Linked DNA regions of Homo sapiens: region 2 is linked to region 1. Evidence: chromatin contacts called from ENCODE Hi-C or POLR2A ChIA-PET data. All regions are on one chromosome and are shown on one strand. Each heading gives the region's core, a stretch centred on a gene start or an enhancer-like site at or near the end of the contact. The rest is flanking DNA. Distances are from core to core; before and after follow the strand shown.

Region 1 (2,700 bases), core at 41-2,540:
AATTATTTTTATCCACTTCTTTATAACCTCATTTCATGTGGTGTTCAGATCCCTGCGCTTCTGGCGTCTATCTAGTCTACTGAGGGTACCAAAGCCTCATATCAGAGGCATGTACACTTAGTTATTATTTCTGGGTTGTAGGGAGGAATATGTAAAGAGGTTAGAGAAAACAAACAAGAGAAGGAGGAAGAATTATGAGAAAAGAAAGAAAAGTTGGGGGCGGAAGATGAAATAGAAAGAAGAGGAAGAAAAGCCTTCTCAGTCCAGGAAATCTCTGTATTTCACATCTAGCTTCCTTGAAGGAGCTGGACATGAAGATTCATGAGCCCAGAGGGGAGGTACAGCACCAAGTCTTGATGTCAAAGAACCGGTGGGCTACACCCTCACGTATCTGCTTAGTCTTCACACCATAGACAATGGGGTTCAGCATTGGTGGCACTGCCACATAAAGATTGGCCAGCAAGATATGGACATGTTGAGGAATATTACGCCCAAAATGATGGGTCAATAAGGTAAAGAAGGATGGAACATAAAACATAAGGATGACACAGAGGTGGGAGCCACAAGTGCTGAGGGCCTTGTGCCGAGCATCCTGGGAGGGCAAACGAAACACTGCTCGGAGGATCAGTGAGTAAGACACAGCGATGAGGATAACATCCAAGATGACCATGACAATGGGCACTGAGAAGCCATACCAAATGTTAACAGTGATGTCAGCACAGGCTAAACGAGCCACTCCAATATGCTCACAGTAGGAGTGAGGAACAATGTTGGTTAGGCAGAAGGGCAGCCGCTTCAGCAAGAATATGACTGGGAAGATGATGCAGAAGCTTCGGGTGATGACGGCCAGAGCAATCCTCCCCACAACAGGCCATGTTAGCACTGTTGTATATCTCAGTGGGGCACAAATGGCCACAAAGCGATCAAAGGCCATGGCTAACAGGATAGCTGACTCCCCCACAAACATCATATGGACAAAGAAGCCTTGGGTGACACAGGCATCAAAAGCAATGTTATGTGCTTGAAGCCAAAAGATGGCTAGGGCCTTGGGCACAGTGGTGGTAGACAGCAGGATGTCCATGACGGCCAGCATTGAGAGGAAGAAATACATGGGCACATGAAGGTTACGTTCCATGACAATAACCACTATCAGGATGCTGTTTCCCAGGACTGCAGTGATGTAAATGAGGCAAAGAGGTATTGACAGCCAAATGTGATAAGCCTCCAACCCAGGGATGCCAGGAAGGACAAAAACTGCAGGATGGAAGATGGTAACATTGGTGTGACTCATGATGCACTTTATGGTCCTCTCTATAATGACTTAGAAGCTGATGAGTCTACTGAAAGTGATAGAAACAGAAAGCACTCCCGAATATGTATAAATATCATAAAAGACAGCATGGATTTCTAAATTGCTGGACTCTCCAGCAGCAAGTACTCCCAGAGAATGTTCACTTGGTATAGGAATGGCTTCTGGCCCATAGTGCTTCCTTTGCAGATAGAGCTTCTGTGGCAATAATGCTTCAAGTATGAACAGAAGTGGCAGCACCTTCCTGCAACCACCCTGCCCCCAGAGTTTGGCCTCACTCTCCCTTTCTGACCTCATTCTACTATTTCCACACAAGCAGCATTTTCCACCTACCTGTGTTGTACTTGTCCCTTTCCCCAAGATTTTGTTCTGCATTTACCTTTAATTTCCCTCCCCTTCTACTTCTGTTTAACAAAATTTTAACCTTAAAATAAGTCCTCAAGACATACCACTTTGTAATGGTCTGTGTTCATAGCAATATATCTCCTTCCTAAAAAACTATTAACTAAACTATATTTTAACTGGGTTATATTTAATCCTATTAAGTTTATCTGGCTATTGCCTTGAACATTTCACAGGACACTTGCACCTCTGGCCCCTTGTGCAAGGGAGTAGAGTATCAAGTGGGAATCCAGAGGAAGCCTAGAGGGGTACATTTCTCCACTCTGATCCAGATTCATATCTTCCCTAATGCAGTGAGCAATGGGGCAGCCAATGAAACTGAGACAGGCAATTTTCATCACCAGCTCCTCATGGACTTCTCATGCTCCTCCTCAAATATTTCTATACAGGAGCCTCTTGGTTATGTCTGGGCTTCCTTATCTGTAGAAGCCCCCCAGGAAAACGATTCTGAGCAAAAGAAATCAATCTATTGCCCACCTGTAAACTCTGCTGACTCCACTAATACTGCCCTTCTTCCCACCCCACTGTTCCCCAACGCTCAGAAGGAACCATGTTTCCCTGCTGCCAAGAAGGATTAAGTATAGAGCCCTTCTTGGCTTGCCTGCCACTCAGGTAATATTTGTTTCATTCTGAAGTTCTGAACTATCTGTCAGCTATTAGGACTAGGGAAAGAGTGTATGATTAAGAATCTAGAAGGGAACATGAAGAAAAGGGACCACAGAGACAGTAAAGAGAGAATCAGAACTATAAAGGTACCAAATAAACACTAGACTGATCTTCTGATAATGGTATTCAGAGGGCCCCAAAGAAGAGATGCAAAGGAATCAAATCCTCAGTTTATTAGTCCATCCCTCTGCCTCTATGCAAATGAACTTTCTCAGAGCACAGTGGGCTGTGGGGAGGGAGCAATGGGACTCCAGATGGGTACAAGGAAGGGAATAGAGCCAGATCCAGACAAGTAAAGGCCGCAGGCAGGCTAATAATCTGAC
Region 2 (2,700 bases), core at 177-2,676, 35 kb after region 1:
CCCCACTCATACCACCTCAGCCAGCTCCGATGACAGCCAACTTTGTGGGACTGCTCTACAGAGCTATGCCGGGCTGGGCTAGGGGAGGATACCTCCTACACACAAGAGGTATTCCTGGGCACAAAGGAGACTCTCCAGAGGGACTCAGAGAAAGGACTCCTTGAACAGATAAGGTACGGAGTAGAAAAGTTAACTACAGGAAAGGCTCTCTAGAATGGTTCTTCTTTAGCAAAACACAGTTGAGATCTCTGGACAAAGACGCAAAGGAGATAACACATAGCTAATATTCCAGCTCTTATCTAGCTACTAGGCACAAATCAGACTAGGACAGGGAGTGGAGCATGAAGAAATTTTTTCTCAAATTTACCTGGGTAATTCTGGCTTCCTGAAAATTCTCTCGTTACTAAGGCAACATTATCCCAATTATATTCTTACCCTCCACATTGTCACACTGCTCAGCACAGCAACCTCCTACACACACCTGGTTTTCATTGCAATTGTAACCCACCCATTAATAATGGTTTTCAACGTAAGTTATGCATTAAAATTGCCTGAAGAGCTTTTAGAAATTGTGATGCCCAGGCACACCCCAGATCAATTAAATCAGAATCTCTGGCACCAGTAATTGATCCAGGCAACAGTAATTTTTAAGCTCCCAGGCAATTCCAAAGTGCAGCCAAGGCTGGGACCACTGCTTGGTTCTCAGTATAAGCCCTGATCTATATAGTCATGCATTGCTTAACAACAGGGTATGTTCTGAGAAATGCATCCTTAGGCAATTTTATCATTGCGCAAACATCATAGAGTGTACTTACACAAACCTAGATGGTATAGCCTACTACACAGCTAGGCTCTATGGTATAGCCTATTGCTCTTGGGCTACAAATCTGTACAGCATGTTACTGTAGTGAATACTATATGAAATTGTAACACAATGGTATTTGTGTATCAAAACATACCTAAACATAGAAAAAGTAAAGTAAAAACATGGCATTATACTCTTATGGCGTCAGACCACTGTCAGTCACATATCATTTTCCAAAACACTGTTAGGTGGCTCATAACTGTACTTCTCCCGTGTCCTTTAGGACCCCAATCCAACCTCACAGAGAAGCATCTGCAGCTAAGATAGTAAATTGCTTCAGAGATGCTGCTGAAGGGAGGAGAGGCCTGATCCTGTTTCCTTAAAGAACTCAGACCAAGAACTACACACACACATACACATATACAAACACACCCTAACAGACCCTGCATTTTCTTCCCCTAATGCAGGAGGATGGATAGGTGACTCAAGAGTAAGAATTACAGACTGCAGTGAAGCTAGGAAAGTCACTGTCCTCCCCCTATCCAAGGTACAATTATCTAGCAGGACCTCTATGATGTCATGCAGTGGTTTAGGGCCCAAGACCTCAGGTCTCACCTCCCTGGGCTGCCTGGGGTTCCTGCAGCAGCCACTGCCCTGCCCAATCCCTCCCATACCCCACCATGTTGGTGGGTACCCCCAACCTGCTGACACTGGATGAAGCTGATGCCACCTGGACCCTCATCAAGGATAAGGTAGGTAAAGTAAGGAGGCTAAAGAGGAAGCAACGAAGTGTGACCTGCATGGGTCTCAGCAGCTTGTGAGTAGGAAGGGGTGGGAAGTCTGAAAACAATAATAACCAACATTTACTCACTGCTTCCATATGTGCCAGGCACTGCAGTAAAGTTATTGGCACGAACCGCCCCATTTAATGACAACTACAAAAACAGTAAAAAAGGTTCACTGAAAAGCAACGTATAGGGAATTATGAGCAAAGAGGAGATACGCTAAGTCAGGGGTGAGACAGGAGATCAGGAAGGCTTCCTGGAAAGAGTGACATTCTAGCTAGGCAAGCAGGAGTTATTCACACAAAGAGGGAGAGGAGAACCTGACAAAAAGTGCTTAATAAATACCTGAATTAATGAGCATGGGAGGGTGGTGAGTGTATAGTAATTTAATAGTAATTAAATGTAGAGTATTTGTAAAAACAAGGAGAGGAAAAAGAACAACTCATATTTGAGAACTCCTAATAATCTTCTAGAGCAGAGTTCAAAGAAGCAGTGGTAAAAATAAAGCCAAAGAGATATAGGGGCTAGTCTTAGAACCAGGACTTCCTATAGAACCAGCTTCCTATAGAATCTGAACTTTATCTGAAACTCTTTCACAGATCTCCTCCACCTTAACTTCCACAAAATAAGAAATTTGGATTTTGAGGCAAATTTGTATATTTTAAGGAGCAGGACAATCTCAGCTGTATCTGGGTTGCAGATATCCAACAAATCCTACCAAATCACTTTTCAGCTGCAGACTGGAAATTTCAGATCAGAGAATTTAGAATCAGATTCTATGTGATTTGAAGGAAGGTGAATTTAAAACATTCATAGAAGTCAGCCTACCAGGCTTAAAAAAAAAAAAAATCTTAAAGCAGTGCCTACCACACTCAAAGAAGATTTAATGGCATGCTGCTTCCATTCCAAATAGGGTAGCTGCTTACCACAAAGGCCAGCTTCCCAGGGAAGCAAAAACTGGAGAGCTCAAGGTCTTCCCAAGTATTAGAGCAACTGGTTTCAGCAGTGTAGAAGGTTGGTCCTGGACTAGATCAAGCAGAATTAGATTGAAAATAAACAGTCTCCCACTATTAGAAAGCTATGCCATCTCTGAGTATCAGAAAAACTCAC

Evidence for each region. Hi-C counts contacts between places; a loop is a spot of excess contacts on that map. ChIA-PET counts read pairs that join two places held with the same protein, here RNA polymerase II (POLR2A). Pooled maps may share reads with other maps.
Region 2: a map with no recorded cell type shows a loop between it and region 1 (4-fold over the local background). The contact joins the promoter of C11orf42 here to the promoter of OR52B2 in region 1. A Hi-C loop is called at or near these places in 1 of 168 maps with a recorded cell type or tissue (ovary), 1 of 37 single-sample maps with no recorded cell type and 1 of 50 pooled maps. POLR2A ChIA-PET finds 5 or more read pairs at or near these places in 4 of 52 experiments (AG04450, K562, Panc1 and 1 more).

The regions. Positions count from the first base shown.
Region 1 is chr11:6,169,036-6,171,735 of GRCh38, forward strand. It overlaps OR52B2 (olfactory receptor family 52 subfamily B member 2), which reads right to left and starts at 1,291. Exons shown (of 1, transcript NM_001004052.1): 1 at 320-1,291. The coding sequence starts at 1,291. The coding sequence ends at 320.
Region 2 is chr11:6,204,131-6,206,830 of GRCh38, forward strand. C11orf42 (chromosome 11 open reading frame 42) reads left to right here and starts at 1,427. Exons shown (of 3, transcript NM_173525.3): 1 at 1,427-1,557. The coding sequence starts at 1,486.